2 separate regions of the Homo sapiens genome follow, and region 1 is linked to region 2. A link is an interaction called in ENCODE POLR2A ChIA-PET data of the cell type or tissue named here. Cell type or tissue: OCI-LY7. All regions are shown on one strand. Each heading gives the region's core, and the rest is flanking DNA. Links, peaks and the distances in the headings are about the cores only.

What was found. Peaks named below come from ENCODE experiments on the same cell type or tissue, not always from the same donor. Only the 100,000 strongest peaks of a DNase experiment are listed, where the experiment ranks them.
Region 1: POLR2A ChIA-PET joins it to region 2 with 10 read pairs; 2 of 35 experiments call an interaction of 5 or more read pairs at or near these places.

What each region holds. Positions count from the first base shown.
Region 1 is chr5:107,144,920-107,150,313 of GRCh38, reverse strand. No RefSeq gene overlaps it. Among named protein-coding and RNA genes, the nearest start is that of LINC01950, 140 kb to the right of the region's middle. In OCI-LY7, for the core only: no CTCF peak of the experiment used is centred there; no DNase peak of the experiment used is centred there.
Region 2 is chr5:107,375,250-107,380,582 of GRCh38, reverse strand. EFNA5 (ephrin A5) reads left to right here. Exons shown (of 5, transcript NM_001962.3): 5 at 1-3,689. Among named protein-coding and RNA genes, the nearest start is that of EFNA5, 290 kb to the left of the region's middle. In OCI-LY7, for the core only: no CTCF peak of the experiment used is centred there; a DNase peak (open chromatin) is centred at 2,092; H3K4me3 peaks cover 511 bases; H3K27ac peaks cover 1,090 bases.

The DNA of each region.
Region 1 (5,394 bases), core at 266-5,265, 230 kb after region 2:
TGGAGTGGTAGAACTTATTATTATGAGATCATTTTAAAATCCACTTAATATGGTTTCCTAAATTCTTCCCCAACCAAAGCAAAACAAAACCAAAAATAAACAAAGGGCATAAAAGAAAAACAAAGAGGAGAATCGAGAATGGTTAAGGGAAGTAAATAAACTATATATAATGTTTGGCTGTCTGAGTTATGTGGTTCACATCAGTCACACAAATGCATTTTGGAAAATATAGGCTATGTACACACTCAAGAGAAGTTTCTAAAATAGCTTAGTTTGGTGGGGTGCCTACTTCACTGGATAACAGAATCCTTAATTCTTCTCTGAACCCCTGTAAGTGACCCTCAAGGTGTCAACAACAATATTCCCCAGTTTTTCTCCAGACATGAAGATAAGCATATTATTTATCTATCCTTGATGGAGATAAGTCTACTAGATCCTAAAGGGAGTTTTGGTATCAGGTTTCTTGAGCTGTCTGTGGAGTTCCTAACTCATTAAGGGCTTTAAAGATTGTTTCTCTGGCATAGGCATTGGATAACGTTCAGATTTATTAGGTCCCAAATATCCATTGATGCTTTTAAGCCCAGAATAGAACATTGGAATTTTGTTAATGTCCTAGATTATGAGGTTAATAAACTTCCTGGGTTAAATGGGCAAATTCATTTCAAAATAATGTGAATATGTGATATCATTTAACTCAATCTGTATTAAGAAATGTATCTTTTTTTGAAAAAAAATTATTCTGGTAAAATATACATAACCTTTACCGTTTTAACCATTTTTTAAAATGTACAGTTCAGTGGTCTCATGTATATTCATGTGGTTGTGCAACTATCACCACCAATTCATCTCAGAACATTTTTATCTTCTGAAACTGAAACTTTGTACTCATTAAACCAGTCTTCATTTTTCCCTCTCCCCAGGCCCTGGTAACCACTATTCTACTTTCTCTCTCCATGAATTTGACTACTATAGGTACTTCATATAAACAGAATCATACAATATTTGTTGTTTCGTATCTGGCTTATTTCACTTAGAACAGTGTTTTCAAGTTTCATCCATGTTAGAGCCTGTGTCAGAATTTCATGCTTTTTAGGGCTGAATAATAATATTTGTATGTCTATACCACATTTTGTTTAACTATCCATTTGTCGATAGACATTGAGCTATTTCCACCTTTTGGTTATTGTGAATAATGTTATTATGAACATTCATGCACAAATATCTGTTCAAGTCCCTGCCTTCAATTCTTATGTGTATATACTCAGAAATTGAATTGCTAGATTATATGTTAATTAATATGGCAATTTTATCTTTAATTTTTTTGGGGAACCGCCACACACAGGCTGCAATACACAAGGGTTCCAATCTCCACATGTAGCCAACTCTGGTTATTTTCTTTCTTTCTCTCTCTTTCCCTCCCTCCCTTCTTCCTTTCCTTTCCCCTCCTTTCCCCTCCCCTCCCCTCCCCTCCCCTCCCCTCCCCTCCGCTCCACTCTCTCCTCTCCTCTCCTCTCCTCTCCTTTCCTTTCCTTTCATTTCCTTCTTTCCTTTCCTCTCTTTCTTTCTAGTCATCCTCCTAACAGGTGTGAAGTGATATCTCATTGTGGTTTTGATTTGTATTTCCCTAATGATTGGGGATGAGCATCTGAAAAGAAATTAATTTACTAGAGTCAAACAGTTAAAATTTCTTTTTGAAATCCTTTGGGTTGACCTAGCTTATTTTATTTTTAAAGAAATATTGTTAAAAATAACTGAATACTAAATTTAAAAGTTTAATTACAATTACTGTATAAAAAAGCATCACAACTCCTTGGAAACAGTGGAAAAATATTTTCTATACCCTGTAAATTGCTAGTTTACTGTTTTATTTCAAGATTATGTAAGCAGCAGATTTTATTAAGTAAAAAAGTTATCTAAAATGTGAAGAAAATGTGAACACCAAAGGCAAACAAGCTATCAAACAAGCAAACTATGATATTAAATAAAGCAATAGTTGAATTCAGTATCAATAAATGCCAAAAAAGTAAAGTACAAATTTTTAAATTTTAATTTTTTTAAACAAGAAGAGATAACAATTTTAAAAGAGTGTGAAGTGAGTTAGTATTCTAATTTCAGAGATCTTTATTAATCTTGCAGGTAAATAATGGGGAACGTGGTTGGAAGGAACATGAGGAGAGATATTTAAGGCAAAAAAATCTATTTGGAAACTGATGGCTTGTAAAAAAAAAATCAAGCTTTGTTAAAGAGGGTTTTGGGGGAATTTTGCTGATTGGACTTAAGAAGTTAGTTTTTTTTCCCCCTCTGAGTATTTCCATTTGATCAGAGAAACCTTTGTGGTATATTTTTGAAGCCAGTGATTCTGATGCTGCTAGCCAAGAAGTTTCAATGGTTTTCTCTGAAAAGTAGTTTCATACTTCCTTTTCCAAGACAGTAAATTACCCAAACAAAAGTAACATGTGTAGTTTGCTGGAGGCCATATAAAGAAAGAGAAAAATGTGTTTGTGCAGCAACAAAAGACTGTGGCTCTATTGGCAACACCATCAAAGCTAATCCATTTGTTTGCCAAGGCAGTGCGAATCCATTGCAAGATGTGTCAAATCTGTTAGAGAAATAATTTTCCTGGAGCACCTACTTGCAGACTGTAGCTCTTTCTCCAAACTTCTGGTTGAGAGGGAAGACTTTCTATAATAGTGCAGAGCTGTTTTCCCTTTCAGTTTTATTTTCTTCAGAAATTACTTTTATATGTAACATTTTTTATTCTCTTTGGTCAGCATTTTTTCTATCAAATGGCTGAAAAGAATTACTCTCAAAGCCCTCTCCTCGCTGTCTGATTAACACTGACTTCTGATCTTAATGGGTTGGAATCTCTTAAATGTGATTCCAAGAGTTATTTGGAACGATTTTGAACCACTAACTAGAAGTGTTCATACACTGTTTTAAAGGTATTTTGGAAATTAATAGGAAATATTCCAAGTTAGAGAAATTCTACCACTGTCTCATGATAGTATATGCTAAATCTGTGAATAGAGGGGAATACAGATCTACAAAATCTTACATAGCTTCAATCCAAAGATGTTGATGTATTTCTTAAGCTTGCATTTAAAGACAATGAGAGGTTTTAGTTAAACTCCTTTTGCTTGTGAAGATAAACTTTTACGCTGCAACCTGATGAGCATCTCGTCCTCTGATTGAGCCTGCAGCCGGCTCGAATGACACAAACAAACCAACCAAATAAAATGATAGAACCCTGGATTATGTTCTAAAGCTCTTGACCTTGAAGCTAACATAGTGGTTTAGAGACTATAAATAATTCTGTGCTGTAATTTGTGCAATGTAATTTATTATCTTCTACCCATTTTAAAATACATTATTCACTTTAAGTACTATAGAAATGGTCAGTGATAAATGGAATTCACAAAACTTATATTCTTTTAGGTTTAGGAAAAAGAATGTTTCAGTTTGCATATAATTTATTTATTTAAGATATTTTATATTGAAGTATGTTATGTTAGAATAATTTTTATGATTTTGATATGTTCATATTTGCTGTCAGGTAATAACCTAGCATATTTGACAGCATATAACAGTACTGGCTTATATATTGCATTTGATTTGCAAAATCTGGATAGAACATTAAGCTTTTTTTTTTTTTTTTTGGCCATGATGTTTAGTGTTGCTGCATTCTATCACAGGGAGATGACATCTTAAAACAATTGTGGAAAATGCTCTTAAAGGCAGAAAGACAGATCTAGAACACTCTGACCAGAAAGGATATCAGATGTTCATTTAGTCCTTCTTCCTTGATCTAGGCACCTGGATCAAGCCTGGAGAACAGAAAATGGATTGTGGAAGTACAGAAAAATGTTAGTTTTATTTGTATTTATTTTATTTAATCCTTTAAAAACACGTATTTATATTACTTTAAAATATACATAATGTATTATTTCATTAGTGTCTCTAATCAACTTATTAAAAATATATATCTTACAAAAGCACAATGTAAAGATGTTTGGATAACACTTCTTTGAGCAATACTGAAATCATATCACCCTGGAAAAATATTGAAGAGAATATATTGAGGATGTTTTATAGTTCATAAACCATTTTTCACTGCTTAGCTGAAGTGTGGGTACTTAATAAATAGAATTCAATAGCTTTCCAGGATTCAAATTATTCTTCTTGATTACCTACTTTACACATGAGTTGGACAGTTGAAAAGGATTCTCTTCATATTTTCAATAATTTGTGTTTAAAAAATCATTCAGTTTTGTGAGAACATAGGCAAGCTTATCTTTTAGAGGAAGGAATTGAGGGAGTGAGAATATCTGTGTGGTTAGGAGGACAACATTCATCAGATTAAAAAAAAAAAAACCTATCCAGGATTTTTTGTTGTTGTTGCAGTCTTTAATGTCTGATTGAAATTTTCACATTTAAACATGTTCAGAGAAGTGGTAGAAATTTTTTAATCTCTGTAAAGGTTGTGAAAGTTAAGATCTATCTATCATTCTAGATCACTTACTTACATACAAACAATATACCCTGACTAATTGTCTCCAGAGAATTCCCTTAATAATTAGCAAAATCTGTGTGTTCTTGTGATAAAAATTTAGCACAATAGATTACTGTTGTTTTATTTTAAATGCTCTGTTTCAGTAAAGCATATTGCTGTTTTTTACTATCTAGGAATTATTTCCAGTGCAGTTATTGGCTCTACATATTGGTTTTTAACCCCAATATGTAGAATTTGAGGAGTTGCTGAGGCTAGAATCTGAGGAGTTGCTGAGTGGTTAAGCCGTTATCACCCTATTTATGAAGACAGGAATACATGGGGAGCCTGGAGATGAAGGAGATTTAATCCCAGTGCTTTAGAGGAGGAATGGCAACCTGCCTGCTGCTCCCCAATCTGCCTATGGTGGTAGATTATGGTTTTCCTTCCATTTCTTTTGGGATTGCTGTGATTTAAAATATTATAGAATATTGGTTAATTAATACTTAATATTAGTAATTAGGGTAAAAACCAGCAACATATTAATAATCAGCATCAAATACTTTGACTTCACATTTGATCCTTATGAGAACCTTGTAAGATGATTAGTATTAATCTCATTTTATATATAAGGAAACTGAAATTCAGAGAGTTATATAACTTTCTTAAATCCACATTGCTAGTAATGGAAAAATCAGAGGTAAGCCCCCTGCTGAGTGACTCCAAAGTCTATAAGAAAAACCTTTCCTATGGCTATAGTGGAGGTCTTGGCATTAACCATTTGTTTTTTGAATGCATACCCTGGTGATGAAGTTGAGGATGTAAGATTCCTGTTTCTGGAAAAACATTTCCAATCACACATTGAAACTGATGATTTAGTTTATTATTTATCTATTTAAAAAGCCAGG
Region 2 (5,333 bases), core at 1-5,000:
TTCTAGGAGGCAGGTTGGGTGTGGAATGCTAATACAGAGCAGGTGTGAAAACAGAGAAAACTACAGGTTTGCTGGGGGTGTGTATGTGTGAGTGCCTCTAATTTTTTTGGTGACTGGGCAGTGCACACCAGATATTTTTTCTTTGAATACAGATCACCATGGTGCTACAACTTTTTTTTTTTTTTTTTTTTTTTTTTTTTTTTTTTTTAAGAAACTCAAAGAGGCATTTTTATGAATAAAGTGACCTTCCCCAAGGCTGACAAGCCAGGGTTGATGAGTGCATAGTGGAATAGCTTTGGATACTCCTCTGGGGGATGACATGTACCAAGGAGAGGACCGCAGTGGCCAGAGGAGACATGATTTGGCTTTGCTGGAGCGCCAGTGTGCTGTGGCCTTTCCCCGCCTCCCACCCTAGTACCCACGTTTTGCTCCACACTCCTTGACCGCAGGGGCTCGGACACAAACCCCTGTCACCAGGAGAGTCAGTCAGCACTACTTGGGAGGGCTAAAGGGAAATTTGGAAATAAAATTCCAAAGTTTGGAGTAAAAAAATTCAAGTGTTGATTTTATATTCTTTCCCTTTCTGACACAGCCTAAAGCGTAGGGGGAACATGTGTTTATCTGTGGGAGATAAACAAGATGGAGTCCCAAAGACTTTAACAAAATATTTTTTTAAAAATCCACTAGAATAGAAAATACATTATTTAGATATACTTTATGCTGAGAGTGAGTATATATGCTTGTCCTATTTAAACTTGTGAGAAAAAGTGGTATCCCTTGATACATTTAGAAATATGGGGGCTATCTTGTTTCATTGTGGGGGTGGGGCAGAAGGAGAATAAATGCAGGATGACCCTGTTGAAGGAATCTTAGCATGGCCAACAGGGGACGTTTCCAGTCGATTACCAGGAAATGCAAGCCTTGGGGTTTCTACTGGTGGTGGGGCTGTCATGAACTTTAAAATCCAAAGCCTAGACAAGGAAAAGTGTTAGACCAATTGAAAAGCAATCCAGCCCTTTTTTTTTTTTTTTTTTTGGCTTTGCACGACATGTCAACAGAAACCATGCCTTTCAATATAAGAAATAAATGTGATGATCATGTAAAATGTGAAAAATTGAAAGCATTCCAGCAAAATAAGAATTTTTTATATATTTGTTTTTTAAGATGTATATGTTAAAAAAAGAGAAGGTCGCATTATGGACAGACTTCGTGAATGGGAATTTGCTTAGAATTGTGAGTAGTTCTGAATTAGAAAAGTATGTGAAGGAAAGGCAGCTGTAAACGTATTGTGCCCTGGAGAGTTGTACACATGTTGAAATGTAATCTGGGCTTACCTGATCCATTTGGAGTGGATGTCACTGCCGAGTCTGTTCTCACATGGAACCATGTGTGTGGGGTTGCCAGCCTCACAGATACAATCAATCCTATTCCCCTCTGACATAAGGAACTCCTCTGGAGTGGCAGAGTCTTATCACAGAAGGCAGCCACCATTTCACCAAAACAAAAGTTCACGGCATTCAATTCCTTTTTCCTTTAGCTATTTATATATGCAGTACTCTCAGTCATATGCAGAAATACTTTTTTTTTTTTAATTAATAGTTACAGGCTTGTTGGTCCAGTGGGATTTGGGTAGGGGGAGAAAGATACCTTCTAAAATGGATCAATAGAACCAAAATAATACAGCATGTTCTATAACCACAAGGAAATCAAATGATCCTGTCATGATTCCAGTTAGTCATAACTATGTTAGCAGTGCTAAATGCATTTTAGAAATGGTGACTTCTGTGGTTTTCCTAGCATTTGTCTCTAACAAATGGTGAAATAATTACTCATGGCCCTCTCTGCCATTGTCTTTCATTTTTTCACAGTGAAATTAGACCCCTTTACTTCACCATTCTGCCACTGCAAATTAAGTATAAAGAAAATAGCAAGAGTGTCCACACCAGTAGACAGTAAGCTTCTCTACCTGTAAGTGATGAAATCATAGCTAATGCACTTGCCATGGAGTTTTCAAGATGATTGGTGTCAGACAGTTTTCACTTTGTTTAAAAAGTGTTGGTGGCCTTTTGTGGTGGTGTTACAATCCTCTGGGGGCTTAGGAGGATGTTGATGCAACTTTTAGAAGCTTTTAATTTCAAAAACAACTCAAAAATCTGAAGGACAGTCATAGCTGCCACTCAGCCCCAGTTAGTCAAACCCCAGTGACCTTTGCCCCTGGTTGCCAAGGGCTTTGCAACATCAAGCAGGGAAATAAGGATCTGTCTGTTTAGTGGATACCGTGTATCCTTTAATAGACCAGGTAACAGTTCGTGTTAGTTTAGACTATTGTTTTGTACTGTACTTTCTTGGGTGGCAGAGGAAAGAAAAGTAAAACATTAAAAAAAAAAAAAAAACTGCGTTCTTTAAATTCTGTATTATTAGCAACCTCTGTTGTACATAGTGTTTGATAATAAAGTATTAATTTGATTCTTATGTCTTTTGTAAGTGAGAACAATAGACTTTCAGGATACAAAACATGCATTGAGGCTTTGAAACATCCAATGTGTACCATGGCTGAAAAAAAGAGTCACAAGTGGCTGAGACACTGCTCCATACAGGACTCATGTGTGGTCATTGCCCACCCAATCTTATGACTCCATCATCTTGGGACCTGGAACAACATGACTTTTTTGATCGATATTTTGTCCTCGGTGTTTTCAAGGTCTGATGTTGGAGCCCTGTGGCCCACCCTCCCTTCTCCACCAGCATGTTGGTTTGAAAAGGATAGGGAATTTAGAAACAGTTCTGTACTTTGGTTTGGTTTGGTTTTCTGTTTGTGATTGTTTTCATGGACTGTTTTATTTTTTCCCAGGAAGAGTCTTTATCAATATCATGTGCAGCTCACTCATGGAAATGGTTGCAAACCAATCAGTGTAGGAAGCTTAAATGGGGCTGTTTCCCTCTCTGTGTCGTTGTGAAAGGAAGAGTCACACAGTACCTGTGGATTTTCAGGGACTCTGTTTTTCTCCGGTGCCTTAGCAACGGCAGCAGCCATTTGTATTATTTTCAAATAATTAGAAAAACAGTTTTCAACTCCTCCTTTCCATTCATTGCTCTCAGAGTTGTGGTCACTGACTTTTCTTTTGAAAACCGCCTCCACCAACACCCCCGTTTGCCTACACCACCCCCCTTTTACTTAGTATGTTTATTTTTTGTGTGTCTCTTGCCTTCCTCCCACGTTTTATTTCCCCTCAGAGCTGTGAATGGGCAGGTCTGTCTCTGGTTTGGCATCACTGAGTTTTTCCCATGCATTGGCCCCAGGGCTGCTAGGATGTGAGACAAATCTCCCTACAATGGGCTTGCTCCCATTGTCTGTACAGTTTAATAGATGCTGGCATGTCGGAGGTTACCCATGAGTCAAAATCCGCTCTCCATGCTTACTCTTGACACCCCATTGAAGCCACTCATTGTGTGTGCGTCTGGGTGTGAAGTCCAGCTCCGTGTGGTCCTGTGCTTGTACTGCCCTGCTTTGCAGTTCCTTTGCACTTACTCATCGAGTGCTGTTTTGAAATGCTGACATTATATAAACGTAAAAGAAAATGTAAAAAAAAAAAACCCACACACAAACAAACCCATACGATCTGTATTTGTATATACACGTGTCCGTACAAGTATAACTAAATAAAAATTAAAGATTTTCATCATTTTAATTGGATCCCTCCTTCTACTTGTTTGTTCCTTGAATGATGCCTTTATTTCAGGGGCTACTTGTACTCTGCTGATTTTTCAAAATCTTTGTGGACAGAAAAGATAATACAACATGCACAAGAGAAGGCCTGGGAAGCTCAAAGAATGCAGAGTTAGAAATGGCCAAGTATCTGGGCGCATTCCAGTTATTCTGATGAGAGAATAGTGAGATTTCAGCCTAGTCTCTGTATTTGAGCCTTAAAATAGGCACTATGACAAGCCCTGCATCCTAAAACGACTGTTAAATACAACAGGAGCCAAATACAAATTGTATTCTTTTACTTTAGACATAGTTTTTTCACCCCATCAAGAAAAAGACCAAATAAGCATTTTCCCAGCAAATATACTGGAAGAAGAAAAGAATAACAGTAATGATAATCATAATCTCTTCAGTACTGCCCAAAGCCTCAATTCTCACAATCAAGGAAGAATTAACTTACTACTGTGTGACCTTAGGCAAGTCACACGATATCTTTGGGACTCAGTTTCCTTATCTGTAAATAACAGGGCTGTATGAGAGATTGTTCCATTTTCTAAATTCTACCCTTTTGGGGCACGTCAAAGCCCATTTTACATCTATGTGATGTGAGTGTGTTTTTGTCTTTGATGATGACATTGCTATAAGCACAATTTGACAATTTCATCTGTAGAAGAAAAAAACATCAAATATCTGACATAATAGACACCTAATGCATTTCAAGACTTGGCTTTAATTACCCCATGTTAACATTAAGCTCATTGAAAGCTTTTTATTATACTTAATTATTTGACAGGGCACTAAACACTAATTATAACTTACTGTAACCTTTTTTTGTTAATGAAGAATGACAGCTTTATAGGATGAGAAACAACTTACATTAAAAAATATGTACTAGACTCCTTACATGACATTTTCAAACCAGAACAGCATTACGTTATCATTGTCATCTTCACCATCATCATCAACAGCATTTAAGTGATCATGACATTGTGCTCAGTGCTGTGCAAAATAAAGTTAATGTTTACAGTCTGTACTTTCAAAGCTTACAACATAAGGCAGACATTACGTGTAAGCATGACATAATAGTGATTTATAGAGAAGAAATAAAATCCAAGCATTTATATTATACATAAATAATAGGAGAGATAAATACTTTTTTAAAACGTGAATGGGAAAAAGTTTGGGGTTATAGATTAGTAAGATTGAGTTAAAGGAAATTACTTTTAAAAATAGTCAAGATGGGGTTAGGGACTTCTTAGAAAATAGAACACTTGAGTTAAAAGCATTGTAGGCTTTAAGAGAGTGGAGAAATGCATGGTGTAAATTTTCATATTAGCCACAGAGGCTACTGTAAAAATGTGAAAACCCATAACACCATCTGAATGTCACTGAGGCAAATTATGGGTGTGCTGGTCCAGAGAAATCACGCATTTCTTCCCCTAAGGAAGTAGGGGAAGTGAGGAGTAGATGACAATTTCAGATTCTGCTTTATGGAATAGTCAGGTAGCTGCTCCTGAAACTGAGACTGTATCTACACCTAATTGTGAGATGTCTAGAACCTCATTGAGTGGGAAGGCTGGACACACCCACACACAGATGAGGGAAATGGTATAAAATCCAGAACGTG